Linked DNA regions of Homo sapiens: region 2 is linked to region 1. A link is a contact called in ENCODE Hi-C or POLR2A ChIA-PET data. All regions are on one chromosome and are shown on one strand. The core of a region is the stretch at or near the end of the contact, and the rest is flanking DNA. Distances in the headings are between cores, read along the strand shown. Region 1 has its middle 21 kb from the start of SGPP1. Region 2 overlaps CHURC1-FNTB (CHURC1-FNTB readthrough).

What was found. A loop is a pair of places that touch in the nucleus more often than their neighbours do. ChIA-PET counts read pairs that join two places held with the same protein, here RNA polymerase II (POLR2A).
Region 2: a map of mesothelial cell of epicardium shows a loop between it and region 1 (38-fold over the local background). The contact joins two enhancer-like sites. A Hi-C loop is called at or near these places in 1 of 168 maps with a recorded cell type or tissue (mesothelial cell of epicardium). POLR2A ChIA-PET finds 5 or more read pairs at or near these places in 2 of 52 experiments (B cell and GM10248).

Annotation. Positions count from the first base shown.
Region 1 is chr14:63,746,728-63,750,502 of GRCh38, reverse strand. No RefSeq gene overlaps it. Among named protein-coding and RNA genes, the nearest start is that of SGPP1, 21 kb to the right of the region's middle. Within about 2 kb of position 1,527, at least 6 of the 41 ENCODE cell types and tissues checked have a DNase peak (open chromatin) inside an H3K27ac peak, as active enhancers do.
Region 2 is chr14:65,004,223-65,007,871 of GRCh38, reverse strand. It overlaps CHURC1-FNTB (CHURC1-FNTB readthrough), which reads right to left. Exons shown (of 14, transcript NM_001202559.1): 4 at 3,559-3,623. It overlaps FNTB (farnesyltransferase, CAAX box, subunit beta), which reads right to left. Exons shown (of 12, transcript NM_002028.4): 2 at 3,559-3,623. It also overlaps a transcript of MAX not described here. Among named protein-coding and RNA genes, the nearest start is that of FNTB, 19 kb to the right of the region's middle. RefSeq lists an enhancer at 1,580-2,779. Within about 2 kb of position 1,936, at least 4 of the 41 ENCODE cell types and tissues checked have a DNase peak (open chromatin) inside an H3K27ac peak, as active enhancers do.

The DNA of each region.
Region 1 (3,775 bases), core at 278-2,777:
CCTGTAATCCCAGCACGTTGGGAGGCTGAGGTGGGAGAATCACTTGAGCTCAGGAGTTTGTGATCAGTCTGGGCAACATAGCGGGACCCCATCCCTACAAATAAGAAAAATAGGCTGGGCACAGTGGAGCATGCCTGTAATCCCAGCACTTTGGGAGACCAAGGCAGGAAGATCCCTTGAGCTCAGGAGTTTGAGACCAGCCTGGGCAATATGGCCAAACCCTGTTTCTATTTAAAAATACAAAAAGAAAATTAGCCAGGCATGGTGGCACATACCTATAGTCCCAGCTACTCAGGAGGATCACTTGAGTCCAGGTGGTTGAGGCAGCAGTGAGCTGTAACGGTGCCATTGTACTCCAGCCTGGGCAACAGAGCAAGACCCTCCCTCAAAAAAACAAACAAAAAAATAAGTAAAAAATACAAAAAAATTAAAAATGTTCTTACTAAAAGATATTAAAGGGCCAGGCATGGTGGCTTATGCCTGTAATCCCAGCACTTTAGGAGGCTGAGGTGGGCAGATCACCTGATGTCAGGAGTTGGAGAACAGCCTGACCAATATGGAGAAACCTCATCTCTACTAAAAATACAAAATTAGCCAGGCGTGGTGGCGGGCACCTGTAATCCCAGCTACTCAGGAGGCTGAGGCAGGAGAACTGCTTGAACCCGGGAGGTGGAGGTGGCAGTGAGCCATGATAGAGATCATGCCATTGCACTCCAGCCTGGGCAACAAGAGCGAAACTCCGTCTCAAAAAAAAAAAAAAAAAAAAAAAGATATTAAACAAAATTTTGTTTTAAAAATCCAGGTGAGGTTTCTTACTAAAAGTTATTCAATAAAATAAATAAAATTAGCCATGTGTGGTGGTGAAGTGGCATCCTTATCTGGGGCAAATACCCGCTGTTACTCGTCTTGCGTCAAGAAGATTAAGGACATGAACACACACAAGGAGTTTAGGAGCAGAGGTTTAATAGGCAAAGAAAGGCCGGGAGCAGTGGCTCACGCCTGTAATCCCAGCACTTTGGGAGGCCGAGGTGTGGATCACGAGGTCGGGAGATCGAGACCATCCTGGCTAACATGGTGAAACCCCGTCTCTACTAAAAATACAAAATTTTAGCCGGGCGTGGTGGCAGGCGCCTGTAGTCCCAGCTACTCCGGAGGCTGAGGCAGGAGAATGGCCTGAACCCGGGAGGCGGAGCTTGCAGTGAGCCGAGATCGCACCACTGCCCTCCAGCCTGGGCGGCAGAGCGAGACTCCGTCTCAAAAATAAAAATAAATAAATAAATAAATAGATAAAGAAAGAGAAAGGAGAACAGCTCTGTCTCTTGCAAGAGACAGGAGCCCCCGAATGGGAATTCTGGGCTGGAATGGGAGTGCACCGGATTTTATAGGCAGGCTGAAGGAGGCAGTGTCCGATTTACATAACCACAGATTGGTTATACCAGGTGTGATGTTTACATAGAGCATGGGGAAGGCTGGCCAATGCACCCTAATCTTATTATGCAAATGGACTTTCCACTTGGCCGGCGCCGTGTTGTCCGCTCCTTGCTGCACACGTGACTGGCAAAGAGAAGGGAACATGGAGCCACTGTTCTGAACATGCCTAGTCCCCGGTAGCCTTTTCCTATTGGCACAGCTGCTGGCATTCACCTGTGCAAGCTTCTAGCTTGCTTGTCTATGTCTGCAGCTCAATTTTACAGGCTGCTGTTTGTTAGAAAAGAAAATTATTTTGGGGCTGCCTTTTTTTTTTTTTTTTTTTTTTTTGAGATGGAGTTTTGCCCTTATTGCCTGGGCTGGAGTGCAGTGGTGCAATCTCGTCTCACTTCAACCTCAGCCTCCCGGGTTCAAGCGATTCTCCTACCTCAGCCTCCGGAGTAGCTGGGATTACAGGCATGTGCCACCAAGCCTGGCCAAGTTTTTGTATTTTTAGTAGAGACGGGTTTTCTCCACATTGGTCAGGCTGGTCTCAAACCCCCGACCTCAGATGATCCGCCCGCCTCGGCCTCCCAGAGTGCTGGGATTACAAGTGTGAGCCACCGCGCCCGGCAGGGCTGCTTTTCATTAAAAGGAAAACCTTACGGAGGACTTCCTTACCCCCATTATCTGCCTAAATAATTCCTTTTTAACTCCTGCATCAGTGGTGCACACCTGTGGTTCCAATTACTTGGGAGGCTGAGGTAGGAGGATTACTTGGGCCCAAGAGCTCATGGCTGCAGCTGAGACTCTGTCTCAAAAAAAAAAAAAAAACAAAAAAAAGAAGAAGAAGAAAAAAATAACATCTTTTTCTAGTCTTAAGTTGAGAAACCTCTAAGGTTGCTTCCCCTTGTTATCCTAAGTTAGTAACATTAAAACTACAGTTTTCAAACTGCTGATTTGAAGCATATCTTCCGTTTGCATAACCTAAGTTCTTCTACTTGCGGTATACTTTTCAGCAACAATTTTAGCATATGGCAACCACTTCTGTTCCATAAACGTAAAAATACTAGAGTCCTTGTCCTATCACTGAATGTGGGTGTGTCAGAGTGAATGATGACACCTGGGTGTTGAAATGAAACTCAAATAGTGTTGCCATTGACACCCAAAGAATACTAACACTTTTATTCCTTAATGGGAATCTGAGTAGAAAATAATGCCATTTTATTTGATAATGTTGAACTTAACCTGAAGGTTAGGAAATCCCTTCATCTTTTTGTGTTCTAAAAAAATAGCTACTCCCCCATATGAGTTAGATAAGACTCAGGGATGCCTACCTTGTTTAGCTATGACAGTGCCAGACACAGGCTGTCCAAATCTCCATTCCTCTCCTCACAAATAACTAGCTGAAATGTTTTGTCCTCACTGTATCAACAGAAACAAAAAGTGTTTATTTCAGCCTGGCCAACATGGTGAACCCCCCCGTCTCTCCTAAAAATACAAAAATTAGCCAGGCATGATGGCACGCCTGTAATCTCAGCTACTCTGGAGGCTGAGACAGGAGAATCACTTGAACCTGGGAGGTGGAGGCTGCAGTGAGCCAAGATTGTGCCACTGCACTCCAGCATGAGCAACATTGCAAGACTCCGGCTCAAAAAAAAAAAAAAAAAAAAAAAAGGTTTTTTAACCACACTTTGGTTAAGGTTCTTTTTTTCCTTCCCCCAGGACCCTGACCAGCAGAAAGCCACTCCTTAAAGGCACTCGCTGAGGATAGGAGGCCTTCAGGGTAAAGCATTATCTGACCTACTCTCCCATCAGTCCACCCTTTATCCCACCTTCCCATACCTGGTTCTTTCTAGCCTAGTTCTTTCTCTAAAAGAAAAACCCTTTTTGCCTAACTTTTGAAAACTTACCTGTCTTAAGGTCACATGTTTCTATTGCAATGCTGTTGGCCCTTTGTATCCGCGAGTTCTGCATTCGGGGATTGAACCAAACACGGATCAGAAATGTTTAAAAAATACAAAATAACAATGCAGCGATAAAAATAATGCAAATTTAAAAACCAAGCCCGGGTGCAGTGGCTCACATCTGTAATCCCAGCCCTTTGGGAGACTGAGGTGGGCAGATCACCTGAGGTCAGGAGTTTGAGACCAGCCTGGCCAACATGGTGAAACCCCGTCTCTAACTAAAAATACAAAAAAATTAGCTGGGTGTGGTGGCACGCCTGTAATCCCAGCTACTCAGGAGGCTGAGGCAGGAGAATCACTTGAACCCAGGAGGTGGAGGTTGCAGTGAGCCAAGACCATGCCACTGCCCTCCAGCCTGGGCAAAAAAGCAAGACTCCATCTCAAAAACAAATAAACAAGCA
Region 2 (3,649 bases), core at 687-3,186, 1.3 Mb before region 1:
AGGAGCACCCGTCTCCTTGCCCAGGAGAAAACAAATTTAAAAACTACATGTGAGCGAGGTATCTGTGTAGTTTATGCATTTCAGGTTTCTTATTAAAGCCAAGGTGATAAATGCAAAAGGGTACATTCAAAAGGGTGTGAAACCGTGACAATACCCACAGGGAAGAAAAAATGAATTTTCATGGGAAAGCAGACATGAATAAACAAAACCATGAAAAGCATGGTCAAAAAGCTCCTTGGGACTGACTACCTCACTCCAGGTAGACAGTCCCAACCTTAGAGAAGAAAATCATTTCTGGGAAGGGGATTAAGTATAGAATGTACTGACATTCAGCTCCAGGCTTGACTTTCAGCCCAGTCTGCTATTCAGCTTTGGCCCTGGAACACTGAATAGGCAAATGCCTACTTCAGCATCATCACAGGCATCCCTGGACCTGTGCGTGGTCTGTGGTCCTGGGCATGTGTGTGAGTCTGTCCCATTTGATCAGCATCATGACCTCAGACACACAAACAAGCCCTGCCATCTAGATTTACTGCTAACAGCTAACCATGCACTTCAGCTAACAGTGAAGGTTACTTCCTGTATTAAAGTGTCAGACTTTTAAATTTTGACTATTAATATGTTAAATATTGAGACTGTGATAATGATTTAAAATTCTGATAAATTTTCTAATTTATTCTTATATCCTCGCTTATTCTATGATGGTGATGTTTGCCTTCAGCCTTATATTGATATGTTGAATTATATACTCAGCCATTCAGCCAAAATGTATAGTATCTCCAATATTAATTAGCATCCTTTAAAACACTCAATTTCATAGGCAACAATGATAAAAACGGGTAATTGTGAAATTCCTGAAACTAACCCAGAGCCCTGATATATTCTATTTCCACAAGGATCCGAGCCCAGGAGGAACACTTTTTTTTTCCCACCCATACTTGACCTACCAGCTATGAATCAGGGGATTTCACTCCTTTAATATCATCTACCACCACTCTCAAAAAACAACTGCTTCCTCCCAGACTATAACCTCCCATTTTCCCTCATATCTCAGTGTGAATAAAAGTCTTTCTTCAGCTCATGAGCTAAGGAAAAACAAATTTTAAAAAAGGAATGAAAGAGACCAAGGGCTCTATCCTGATGGTAAGTGAAAAGGGAATGTCAAATAATCAAAGGTTCATGTGAGAAACAGAGGCTGTGTGTCCCCAGAGCCCAGGCAGTGGACAGTGACTCAGCCCGATCGGGTGAGTCATCGGGGGTACAACCACAACAACAAAGCCCCTCCAAAAGCAATCACCCACACCCTCACCATTATGAAGTCTTGTCCCCTCTGGGGAGGCTAAGCTTGAACCAGCTTGTGCCTAGGGGCAGCGAACTGCCAAGGATACCATTACATTTAAGAGAGCTCGTTCTCCCAAGCTATTTAAATAAATGGCGTCATTTGCTAATCTCTAGCTGTATCTCATGACAAGAGGAATAATTCATTTTATTGAGGTCAGAGCATTGGGTTAATGCAGAGATTTGGTTTAGCAGTTAAGGGAAAGACTATACTAGTAAGCTGATATTTTTCCTCCTTTCCTTCCCCAGGGAACAAAGATGAAGTTAACCCTCCCACCTGTCTTTCCTTATGAACACTTGCCTTTTCCAACTGTTTTCTGCCATGGCTAATCAGAAAAAGTTTCTTAAGGAAATGGTGGCAAAAAAAAAAAAAAAAAGACACAAAGGTAACAAACAAAGCTGGACCTATTTATAATGTTCCAGTAAGCAGAAGTACCTAGAGACTGACTTGCTAGGATTTAGTCTGTTAGAAGATCTCAAGAAGTCAAGAGACATGATGAAGGAGGAAAGGCTGAACTTCAGACCTGCAACTTCCCAGCCAGAGTGAATCAGCCAGTGACCTAACCACACTTTGTTCAGAGATGTCAAGGAAAAGTGTTCTCTCGGCCAGGTGCCATGGCTCACAGCTGTAATCTCAGCACTTTGGGAGGACTGCTTGAGGCCAGGAGCTCAAGACAAGCCTGAGCAACACAGTGAGACCCCCATCTCTACAAAAAATAAAAACAAAAATAAAATAAGCTAGGCATAGTGATGTGTTCCCATAGTCCCAGCTACTGCGGAGGCTGCACTGAAAGGATTCGCAGGAATTCAAGGCTGCTGTGGGCTATGATCAGGGCACTGCACTCCAGCCTGGGCAACAGAGCAAGACAGGGCAAGACAGGGCAGGGCAGGGCAGGACCGGACAGGACAGGACAAGACAAGACAGACAGAAAGGAAAGAAAGTGAGAAAGACAGAGACAGAAAGAGAGAGGGAGAGAGAAAGAGAGAGGAGAGAAAGAAAGAGAAAGAGAAAGAGAGAGAGAAAGAAAGAAAGAAAGAAAGAAAGAAAGAAAGAAAGAAAGAAAGAAAGAAAGAAAGAAAGAAAAGAAAGGAAGAGAAAGTGTTCCATCATTAAGATAAAATGGTGACCACACAGTTTTAGGCTACTGATCAATTCTGATGGCTGGAAATATAACAAATAATGGTTTCAAAAAAAGACTCTGACTGCATGAGAAGTACTAATACAAGAATGAAATAACCTTATGAAATTCTAGTGTGACATATTACAAAACACTGGAAGAGAAAATAAAGGTTCAAATTAAATAATAAATTTTTTCCTATAATTCCCTTTTCAAAATACCTGACCTCACAGGACTTAGAAGACTTCAACTTGCTAAGCTCCAAGGAAAACAAAAGGCATTCTATTTCTTGTTTGAAATTTCATCCTTGGGATATGGAACACAATTACCAACAGGGAGTAGGCATGGAGAAACTCAAACTTCCCATGTTTTTCCAGTCAAATAATAATCCATCCCTTGCCATCTCCCTGGACTCTAAATGTTTCAAAGTACAATATGAAAAAGAAAAATCTGGGCCGGGCACAGTGGCTCACGCCTGTAATCCCAGCACTTTGGGAGGCTGAGGCGGGTGGATCACCTGAAGTCAGGAGTTTAAGACAAGACTGGCCAACACGGTGAAACCCTGTCTCTACTAAAAATACAAAAATTAGCCGAGTGTGGTGGTGGGTGCCTGTAATCCCAGCTTCTTGAGAGGCTGAGGCAGGAGAATCACTTGAACCTATGAGGCGAAGGTTCCAGAGAGCCGAGATTGTGCCACTGCACCCCAGCCTGGGCAACAAGAGCGAAACGCTGTCTCAAAAAAAAAAAGAAAAAGAAAGAAAAAGAAAAACCTGAGAGTTCTCATCTGAAGACCAGAGCAGCAGGCCACCACTAAACAAAAACCTGGAATTCCTCTCTCCATCTTCAGACCTCAGAATTGAGGCATTGAGGGGAATCCCCATGTAACACCTGGCAGCTCAGCTCGAGTGGAGAATCGCTCTAAACAGTATTCTACCAGAGGGAGGAGTGGGGGTCTTAGCATATCCAGGTAACCACAAGGACAAGAAACACCATTCTTGCAGCAGATGCTCCCCGTGGTTAGATTCGCTCAAGGAGGAAAGAAGAAAGGCTGCTGCATGGTGGTGTTCTCCCAGATCCCCTCAAACTCCTAACCACAGCTTACCTTGGTACAAGGTGGTTGAACTTGTAAGAACTGAAGACCTCTTGGATCTTTTCTTCTACTTTTGCCTGGTAAGGATGCAGGAGATAGGAGA